Linked DNA regions of Homo sapiens: region 2 is linked to region 1. The links are chromatin loops, found by intact Hi-C in ENCODE. Cell type or tissue: gastrocnemius medialis. All regions are shown on one strand. Links, peaks and the distances in the headings refer to the core of each region. The heading gives the core; the rest is flanking DNA. Region 1 holds the start of NFKB2 (nuclear factor kappa B subunit 2). Region 2 overlaps SUFU (SUFU negative regulator of hedgehog signaling).

Region 1 (5,371 bases), core at 117-5,116:
GAACATGGCTCACAGCAGCCTCAACTTCCTGGGCTCAAGCAATCCTCCCACCTTAGCCTTCCGAGTAGCTGGGACTACAGGCACTCACCATCACATGTGGCTAACTTAAGTAGACATGAGGTCTCCCTATGTTGCCCAGGCTGTTCTCAAACTCCTGAGGTCAAGTGATCTGCCTGCCTCAGCCTCCCAAAGTGAAAATCTTTGTATGTTTGAAATGTTCTCTAATAAAGGTCTTGTTTTGTTCATCTTTAGATAAATTACGCCTTAGACTGTTGTAACTAAAATAGCTCAACCCTTAGGGGTGCTTTTAGAGATGTTGTGGAGACTCAAAGAATCCGTGCTGATTTTGGTGGCAATTTATGAGCACTTTGAAAGGATAGATGTGATCAGTGGTAACCAGCACGGGTTTACTAAGCTAGAGTATACCAAGATGAATTTACTCCATTATACATTTAATTTTTAATTTTTAATTTATTTATTTAGAGACCTAGTTATGAGACAGGCTAATTTTTGTATTTTTGTGGGGAAAAGCAAGAGAGATCAGATTGTTACTGTGTCTGTATAGAAAGAAGTAGACATAGGAGACTCCATTTTGTTCTGTACTAAGAAAAATTCTTCTGCCTTGAGATTCTGTTAATCTATGACCTTACCCCCAACCCCGTGCTCTCTGAAACATGTGCTGTGTCAAACTCAGGGTTAAATGGATTAAGGGTTGTGCAAGGTGTGCTTTGTTAAACAGATGCTTGAAGGCAGCATGCTCGTTAAGAGTCATCACCACTCCCTAATCTCAAGTACCCAGGGACACAAACACTGCGGAAGGCCGCAGGGACCTCTGTCTAGGAAAGCCAGGTATTGTCCAAGGTTTCTCCCCATGTGATAGTCTGAAATATGGCCTCGTGGGAAGGGAAAGACCTGACCGTCCCCCAGCCCGACACCCGTAAAGGGTCTGTGCTGAGGAGGATTAGTATAAGAGGAAGGAATGCCTCTTGCAGTTGAGACAAGAGGAAGGCATCTGTCTCCTGCCCGTCCCTGGGCAATGGAATGTCTCGGTATAAAACCCGATTGTACGTTCCATCTACTGAGATAGGGAAAAACCGCCTTAGGGCTGGAGGTGGGACATGCAGGCAGCAATACTGCTTTGTAAAGCATTGAGATGTTTATGTGTATACATATCTAAAAGCACAGCACTTAATCCTTTACCTTGTCTATGATGCAAAGACCTTTGTTTGTCTGCTGACCCTCTCCCCACTATTGTCTTGTGACCATGACACATCCCCCTCTCAGAGAAACACCCATGAATGATCAATAAATACTAAGGGAACTCAGAGGCTGGCGGGATCCTCCATATGCTGAATGCTGGTTCCTCGAGTCCTTTCTCTATACTTTGTCTCTGTGTCTTTTTCTTTTCCAAGTCTCTCATTCCACCTCACGAGAAACACCCACAGGTGTGGAGGGGCAACCCACCCCTTCAATTTTTTGAGACGGGGTTTCACCATGTTGCCAAGGCTGGTCTCGAACTCCTGGGCTCAAGTGATCCACCAGCCTTGGCTTCCTGAAGTGCTGAAATTACAGGTGTGAGTCACCATGCCCGGCCTTAGTCCATTTTAATTTAAGGTTAGGAATCTGACTTACCAGAGAAACGTAGTAGACAACATATCTGGATTTCAGCAAATTGTTTGGCAGAATCTTATGATATTTGTTTGAGAGGCCCACAGTAAGGTGGAAAGGGCTGCTTTGTTTTATATAAACTTAGGGGAGAAAGCTTCATCCTGGAGTCAACAGATTGGGTTTGAATCCTGGCTCTGTCCCTTTCTAGCTGTGTGTTTGGTTGTTACTCCACCTCTCTGAGCCTTAATTTCTTCATCAGTAAAAGTAATATTCACCTCCTAGGGTTGTTGGGAGGGAGAATAAGAACTTCTAAAGTACCCGAACCTAGCAACTAGGACACTATATTTGCAGGCAAGATGAAGAGGGGTGGGGAAGTAATAGGAAACAGCCCAAATCGAGAGCCATAATAGTCTCTCTTTACTTAGTGCCAGTGCAGGCCTGTGATTCTGTTCTTAAAAACGTCTGGGGCAAGCTGCAGGAAAGACCCGAGATAGTTTATGTTCTACCATAAGCCTAAGGGAGGAGGACTCCAGGCAGGGAGATTACTCATGGCACCTGCTAAGGAGAAACGCTACTGACCAGAGAGAGGTCCAGTCATGTACTCCGTGCTTGGTGAATTTCTGTCCTGACCTCGCTGCCTCTAGAAGTGTTCAGGTGGAAATTGGAAGGTCTATAAGAGGCAATTCGGCAGCATACAGTGGCTCACGTCTGTAATCCAAAATCCAAGCATTTTGGAAGGCCAAAGTAGGAGGATCACTTAAGCCCAGGAGTTTAAGACCAGCCTAGGCAACGCAGTGAGATCCATCTCCACTAAAAATTTTAAAATTTGCCAGGTATGGTGGTGTGCACCTGTAGCCCCAGCTACTCAGGAGAGTCAGAGAATCGGCGCACCCCGGAGTTCGAGGTTGCAGTGAGCCATGATCACGCCACTGTACTCCAGCCTGGGTGACAGAGCAAGACACTGTCTCAAAAACATAAATAAATAAATAAATAAATAAATAGGCCGTGCGCAGTGGCTCACGACTGTAATTCCAACATTTTAGAAGGCGGAGGCCAGCGGATCACCTGAGGTCAGGAGTTCGGGACCAGCCTGACCAACGTGGTGAAACCCCCAACTCTACTAAAAATACATAAATTAGGCGGGCGTGGTGGTGGCCGCCTGTAATCCCAGCTACTCGGTAGGCTGCAGCAGGAGAATGGTTTGAACCCGGGAGGCAGAGGTTGCAGTGAGCCAAAATCCCCTCACTGCATTCCAGCCTGAGACTAAAAAAAAGAGGCGATTTCCCACATCGGTGGAAATTTGAGCTGTTTAAACTCTGGATGCCTTTTTCAGTTCTAATATTCCAGATCTCCTTGGTGGATAAACACTTCATTTCCCTTCTCCTGAGCAGAGCTCCTGAGCCCTGGCCCGCTGGGAACCTGTCACTTCTAAAAAAGTTCGAGGTCCGGACTGTCTCTCCCGGAGCCTTGAGGCTGATGAGACGGAGCGAGAGAGGGGCCGGGGCCGAATGGAGTCTACTCGCGGGCCCAGGGAGGCCGCCAGAGGGCGCCCGGGACCGACCGCAAGAATAACTTCCTTCCTCTTCCGCTAACTTCCCGGCAGCGCGCCGCTCAGGGTGGGGGCCCCGAGGGCTGGGGCCGTCGGCTTCCCCCTGGGGATCCCCCGCTTCAGAGAAAGCCAAGCGTTAGGCGCAGCCAAAGCCGAGAGGCAGCGGAAGCTCCCGGCCCGGGGTGGCGCTGGGTCAGCGGGTACCTTCTCGGCGGTCCCCTGGCCGGCCGAACTCGCGCCTGGTGTCCTGTCACCCCGCTCCCCGCCCTGAGTGAGCCTGTCCCCTCTCAGGGGCGCGCCCGAGTCGCTCCGGGTTGGCTGCGCCAGTCCAGAGTTAAACTTTCAGCCAATGAAAAAGGGCGCGAGGCGTGACGCACGGAAACGTCATGGGAATTCCCCCCTCCGGGGGGCCGAGAAGGGGCTTTCCCGGCCCTGAGCCCTGCTGGCAGGCGAGGTGTCGCGACCGGTCCCAGGTGGGTCGGGCGCGGAGAGAAGCCGCAACCAGAGCCGCCGCCACGGTGAGTGGCTGGATTCAGACCCCTGGGTGGCCGGGACAAGAGAAAAGAGGGAGGAGGGCCTTTAGCGGACAGCGCCTGGGGCTGGAGAGCAGCAGCTGCACACAGCCGGAAAGGGCGCGCAGGCGACGACACTCGGATCCACGTCGACACCGTTGTACAAAGATACGCGGACCCGTACGTACACCTGTACCTGTGCTGGCGCACACACGGCAGCGTCCGTGCAGTCGCACTCGCACACACATGCACACGGAGACGTGCCCACCGGTGCACTGGTGCCTGCACCCACACCCTTCACGCACAAACTCAAGATACGCTCACCCGTGTCCGTACATCAAGACAGGCGCTGACACACACCCACACTGAGAAGCTCGGGATTCACCTATCTACACACATGCTCGCTTGCACACTCATGTTGACGCCATGGACACACAACATGCAACCAAGCACTACAGCCGAAACACACTTGTGGAGCTGTGATGGAGACACACTCTTGTATTAGGTGGGGGGGGGGGGGGGGGAGCGTGCAGAGATCTCCCTGTCGCCTGCGCGCCCAGAACCGGTGCGGTGTGGGACCAGCTGCTGTTGTGAGGTTTGGGAGAGAGAGAAAAGAGCCCACTCCGAGGAGGAGACACTTTTCCCGCAGCCCCAGAATCGCGTTCTCGGGGCAGAACCCCGGGGCCTCCCACAGGAAAGAGCCCCCGCCTACAGGCTGTTCGAAGGGGAGGCCGTCCGACAGCAGGAATGTCCCCCCAAAAGCCCCCGGGGTTTATCAGCCGTGGCCTCCCTCCTGGCAGAAAATCCCAAGGTTGCTCCAGACCGGGGGAGGGGAGCGGGAGGCGGACTTGGCCCCAGACTGCCAGCCTCCTCCCGGCCGTGAAAGACCCTCCTGTTCCCTGCCCTGGAGGGAGGAGGGGGCTTAACCCCCACCGGGGCTTCCCGGATTCTCCTAGACCTCTGCCCGCTGAAAAGCAGCGGGAGCCCGTAGACTGTCGAGGGCCTCCCGCCCCTCCCGTCGCGAGGGCGGGGCCAGTGGCGTCATTTCCAGGCCCGCCCCCTCCGGCCCCGCCTCCCCTTGGTATTTTCGGGACTTTCCTAAGCTGCTCTAACTTTCCTGCCCCTTCCCCGGCCAAGCCCAACTCCGGATCTCGCTCTCCACCGGATCTCACCCGCCACACCCGGACAGGCGGCTGGAGGAGGTCGGACCCTCCCCCAAATCTGGGCCCCCATCTCCCGCCCACCCCCATTTAGATCTGACCCCCTCCCCCACGCCACTCCTCCCAACTTTAGGCGGGCGTCTAAAATTCTGGGAAGCAGAACCTGGCCGGAGCCACTAGACAGAGCCGGGCCTAGCCCAGAGACATGGAGAGTTGCTACAACCCAGTGAGTCATGCCGCCTGCCCCTGACCCGGCCGGCTGCCCCTCGTGTCTGTCCACCTGTCTGCCCGAGCCCCCTCTGCTGCCTTACACCTGTATGCTCGCAGATGCTCTCAGCCTGCCAGTCTGTCCATCTGTCTGCAACTCTGCCTCCAAAAGGAGCTTTCTCTTGGGTCTGAGGAGGAGGGGGGAGTGACCACTGAAGACTTGGAGATGGGAGGTGGGGCTGTGGGGGGTGCTGAGAGTCGGATGCCACCCCCAGTCTGTCTCCAAACCAGGGTCTGGATGGTATTATTGAATATGATGATTTCAAATTGAACTC
Region 2 (5,371 bases), core at 50-5,049, 190 kb after region 1:
CATCTGGGCTGGGCAGAAGCCAACAGGACTAACTTTGAACTTTATTTCCTTCACTGCCTCAGCCAGAGATGTTTTGTTCAACAAAAACTCCAGATTTTCTCCTCCTCTCACTGGGGAGTCATGAAGCTCCCAGGCCTGTGTGGACCTGTAGTTCTGCCCCCGTAAATATATTTCTGCTCGTGGGCCTTCTGTTGACTTGAGAAGGAGCTGTCTTCCAATCTCAGAGGAAGCCTCCTCTGGGCCCAGCTCCGCTGCGCAGTCCACCATGGCCGCAGCAGTAGCAGCTTGAGCCTTCTCAGGAAGGAGGGCGGGTTAGGCAGTTGCCAGTCTCCCCACAGGTGTCGGCTTCATCCTGGGACTTCCAGATATGGGGCATAGGCTAACTGAACCTTTCCTCCTCAGCAGTCTGTGTTACTGGGGACATGTCTGGCACATCTGACATTTTGGGAAAGAACTGCTAAGCCCCCCTAGGACCAGCTCCGGGTGTTCACAGAAGACACTTAAGCCCTGGTTATCAGAATGATTTGTGAACACCAGAAATGCAAGAGGAGTGGAGATTTTTTCTTGAGAGATTATGATGGCTGTGCCATTGTCAAATATTTGACCTCCAAGTTGACAGACCTGAGTCTCCCAGCCTGCTTTGGGTCACCTCCCATTTTCCTGCTCTCTCAAAAACACCTCTTGCAGACTAGCCACTCCTGTGACACCTGGCACAGTCCAGCTGCGTTTCCTGCCCTTGTTCTCTGTCCCTGGAAAGCACGGAATAATCTCAGAGCACGCAGAAGAGCACCTGGAGAAAAGGGGCATTTGGCTTTCACAGCGCCAAGCTTCACGCTCCTGGGCTCCCAAAGGGAACATTAGTCCCCGCTCCACAGACCAAGCATGTTAATTCTGACCCTGGGTTGGGGTGTTAGTTTCCAGGCTATTATGTAGAACATCACGGGGCCTGTACTTTTGCACAGAAGGGAGGCAGGCTGGCACTGTCTAGAGTTAGGATGAATTAAGAACTCTTGAAGAATGTATTTGTAAGAACTCAAGGAATGTATTTGCTTCTATGTTTCAAAGGCAGCACTATTTTACAAACAATAGCTGTTTTCTTCTGCAACCCCTCTCCCTAGATTTTGCTAACTTATTATATCCGGGACAGTCCAACTTCAAACCACCATAACTGAAGCTGGATGTCAGGGAGGTGGGGGTGGGGTGATGGCCAATTGGAGGAGCCAGTAGGATTCTGTGCGCCTGTTCAGCACCCCCCACGTTTTCAGAGTTCTTGCCCAGGAGTTGTTTGTTAATGGGGAATGAGACGTGGAGGAATGAAATCTTTCTCCCAAGTGAGCAAGGTGTAGAACTGTAACTAGCATTTTTGGCGGGGAGGGGAGAGACTCCTTTTGCTATCCTGGAGTGGTATTTCCCTTCCAGTGAATTTGCCAAACAACATAAAAGTCGGGTAGCTGAGGGAGGTTTCTCCTGGTACCTGGGGGCAAAGCTCCAAGGAGGGAAGGGAATAGAAAGTGTCTACCCAGCCCTTACCTGGAATGGCGACGTTCTTTCAGACACTGGGTGCGGGGGAGCCTCTGCTGTGTGGTTTAAGTGGAGGTCTCTGGGATTTTCACCCTGACTTTTCAATGAGGATACCTTGGGGAGCAAGAGAGAGGAAGCCAGCTCCTGTAACCGCTGGACTGAACAGCTGGGCCTCTAACTGAGACATTATTAGCATTTGAAAGCCCCTCTGAAGGGGCCAAGAGCTTCCCAGGGTGGGCGCAGGGGCCTGAGTGCTGAGACCCCACAGTGGCTCCAACAGAATGGGTCTGAGCATCCAGGGCATAAAGACCAGACCGGACTCAAGAATGAACTCATTGTGGCTTTGTCCCATGCTTGAAAACTGTGACCAGGGCTCTTTCATTGTTAAGAAAGACCATTTCTTGTCCACAGAAGAGCTCATAAGTCTAGTTCCTTCATCAGGCAGAGCTGCGGAAGACCCTGCCCCTCACTAGAAGTTTCTGTTAGTGTCCTGCTCTCCAAGCATTTCTGATGGAAGTTGCACTTTCTGCTCCCCACTTTAACTCAGGAGTACCTTTGGCCAAAGCCTGATCACACATGCTCAGGGTGGAACGTGTTGATCCTAGAGCAACACCTGGGCCCGACTCCCTTTTCTTGCCTTAGAGTCTCCCTTTCCCAGCTGCCTAAATTAAGCCTCTTCCCAAGTTATTAAGCCTGCACAAAGTGCTTTTTGGTCATTCTGGTTCAAACAGTTTGGGTTTGCACAGTATTTTAAAATCATGTTAATTCTGGTTAATAAAAGGTCAAAGGTCATGGCTCCAAATCTTTCCAGCCTTTTCCCTGTTTCCAGCCTAAATAAATCCCCACCCGGTTTGGGGTATGTTTCTTTTTCTTTTTTCTTTTTTTTTAATTGTACTTTAAGTTTTAGGGTACATGTGCACAACGTGCAGGTTTGTTGCATATGTATACATGTGCCATGTTGGTGTGCTGCACCGATTAACTCGTCATTTAACATTAGGTATATCTCCTAATGCTATCCCTCCCCCCTCTCCCCACCCCACAACAGGCCCTGGTGTGTGATGTTCGGTTTGGGGTATGTTTCTACAGACTAGACATCAGATAGGGATGCAGAGCTCCAGGGAACTGGCCCATCTGTTTCTTAAACCAGGAGCAATGGTGCCACCTACTGGGCACTTGCTGGTAGCGACAAGCTCTGTGGCCAGTCCTGTTTTCTGGTGACTTGGGTGAGAGTATCTGTACTGTATTCCAGTACACGAGTAATAACATACTGCAGTAGAAAGCATATTGAGTAGGCACGCTATTTCCTGTTAACAGGCTTAGATACTGTGTTTGGGCAAGTTGCCCAGGGTCACATCCAGTTAGGGATGGAGGCAAATAGAAACAGGGCCTTCCCAACTCCGAAGTTCACCACTAAGCCAGGGTTTGCCAAAACCAGCAGGCGATTTCAGCTGGTAACTGCACAAGAGTGGTAACTGGTAGCATGAATAGTGAAGCCACTTTTCTCTCTTTGGTTCTCTTTGTCTTTTTTTTAATTTAAGATGGGGTCTTACTATGTTGCCCAGGCTGGTTTTGAACTCCTGGGCTCAAGAGATCCTCTCACTGGGCCTCCCAAAATGCTAGGATTACAGGCATGAGCCACCATGCCCGGCCCAGTTTGTTCTCTCTCAGTCTTGGTGATTTTGTCTCAGCTCTATATGACTCTTTAAACCTTGAACAGCTCTTTGACCCTTGTTTATTTCATTTTTTAAACAATTTTAGGTAGGCAACAATATCAGTTAGAAATTAATAACATTTTGTTATATTATCCTGAAGTTACCACTTGAGGTAAGCAACGCTAATTTGCCATTAATTTTCCTTATTTAGTATAGTGATATGAAGTTGCCTTTTCAGAGTAAGTTTGTTTAGGTTAAAAAAAAAAGGCAAGTCAATTTTAGGGGGAAAAATACAGGTAAGTAATGGTACAGATGGTGCACAGATATGGCAAACATGCTGATGGGTGTTGTGGATGAGCCCAAAGTTTGGAAAGTGTTGGGCCATGCCCATCATCACTGACGTACTGTGAGACTGTGGGCAATCTCAAGCATCCTTTTCTCATTTGTAGAAAAGAACATGTTAGTAGGTGATTGTTCAGGTCATGTAGACATACACAGTGCTGTGATGTCTCAGCATTATGGGTCAGGTTTCTCCCAGGCCAGGCTGCTGTGCCTGGGGTGGTGGGAACAAGGAATTTAAAGGCTTGGCCTTGCTTCCCCTACTTTGCCTGTGCCTCAAGATTCCTTCCTTTTGCCTGCTATATTTTCTTTTTTAATAACAGATTTATTGACATACGATTCACATACCATGTAATCCACAGTTGTGAAACCATCACCATAAAAAAAGAACCTCATATTGGTCACTCCCTATTCCCTCCAACCATCACAGCCCTAGACAACCACTAATCTACTATCTGTTTCCATAGATTTGCCTATTCTGGACATTCCATATGGATGGAATCATATAAGGTCTATTATGACTGGCTTTTTTCACTTAGCATAATGTCTTTAAGGTTCATGTTATAGTATATATTAGTATTTTGTTCCTTTTTATTGCCAGATAATACTTGTAATTGCCATCTTTTTTGTTTTAAACATTCTAGTGGATATGAAGTGGTGGTGTCTCATTGTGGGTTTTCTGTTTTCTTTTCTTTTGTTTTTTGAGACAGGGTCTCACTCTGTCATCCAGGCTGGAATACTATGGTGCGACCAAAGCTCACTGCAGCCTCCACATCCCGGGCTCAAACAATCCTCCCACTTCAACCTCCCGAGTACCTGGGACTACAGGCTTGGGCCACCACACCCAGCTAATTTTTTGTTTGTTTGTTTGTTTTTTATAGAGATGGGGTTTTGCCATGGTTGCCCTGGCTGGTCTCAAACTCCTGGCCTCAAGCGATCCTCTCACCTTGGCCTCCCAACACTTTGGGAGGCCACTGCACTGGCCTCATTGTGGTTTTGATTTGCATTCCTCTGATGGTTAATGGCATTGAGGATCTTTTTATGTGCTTATTAGCTATTTGTATATCTTTTTTTTTTTTTTTTGACAGAGTCTCACTCTGTTGCCCAGGCTGGAAGGCAATGGCACGATCCTGGCTCACTGCAACCTCTGCCTTCCGGGTTCAAACAATTCTCCTGTCTCAACCTCCCTAGTAGCTGGGATTACAGGCTCATGCCACCACACCTGGCTAATATTTGTATTTTTAGTAGAGACGGGGTTTCACCATGTTGGCCAGGCTGGTCTTGAACTTCTGACCTCAGGTGATCTGCCCGCCTTGGCCTCCCAAAGTGCTGGGATTACAGGTGTGAGCCACCATGCCCGGCCAGCTATTTGTATGTCTTCTTTGGAGAAATATATTCAGATCCTTTGCTCATTTTTAAATTGAATTATTTATCTTTTATTATTGAGTTGTAAGAACTCTTTATATATTCTGGATACAAAATACTTAATATATGCTGGATACTTATTAGATATATGATTTGCAAATATTTTCTCTCATTCTCTGGGTTTTTTCTTTTAAAATGTGATTAAGCCTGGGCACGGTGGCTTACGCCTGTAATCCCAGCACTTTGGGAGGCCGAGGCGGGTGGATCATGAGGTCAGGAGATCGAGACCATCCTGGCTAACACGGTGAAACCCTGTCTCTACTAAAAATACTAAAAATTAGCCGGGCATGGTGGCGGGTGCCTGTAGTCCCAGCTACTCGGGAGGCTGAGGCAGGAGAATGGCCAGAACTCGGGAGGCGGAGCTTGCAGTGAGCCGAGATCACGCCACCGCACTCTAGCCTGGGCGACAGAGCGAGACTCCGTCTCAAAAAAAA

What was found. A loop is a pair of places that touch in the nucleus more often than their neighbours do. Peaks named below come from ENCODE experiments on the same cell type or tissue, not always from the same donor. Only the 100,000 strongest peaks of a DNase experiment are listed, where the experiment ranks them.
Region 2: a loop joins it to region 1, with 8 times the contacts of the local background. A loop is called at or near these places in 69 of 110 quality-filtered maps.

The regions. Positions count from the first base shown.
Region 1 is chr10:102,390,926-102,396,296 of GRCh38, forward strand. NFKB2 (nuclear factor kappa B subunit 2) reads left to right here and starts at 4,780. Exons shown (of 23, transcript NM_001322934.2): 1 at 4,780-4,871; 2 at 4,963-5,055; 3 at 5,328-5,371. The coding sequence starts at 5,035. RefSeq lists enhancers at 602-1,109, 1,110-1,616, 3,456-3,745, 4,796-4,845, 5,256-5,371 and a silencer at 3,046-3,445. In gastrocnemius medialis, for the core only: CTCF peaks have their summits at 3,147 (motif pointing right) and 3,348; DNase peaks (open chromatin) are centred at 3,196, 3,466 and 4,696; H3K4me3 peaks cover 2,424 bases; H3K27ac peaks cover 2,476 bases.
Region 2 is chr10:102,581,310-102,586,680 of GRCh38, forward strand. All of the region lies in intron 3 of SUFU (SUFU negative regulator of hedgehog signaling), which reads left to right. Among named protein-coding and RNA genes, the nearest start is that of TRIM8-DT, 59 kb to the right of the region's middle. In gastrocnemius medialis, for the core only: a CTCF peak has its summit at 2,683 (motif pointing left); a DNase peak (open chromatin) is centred at 2,672; H3K27ac peaks cover 364 bases.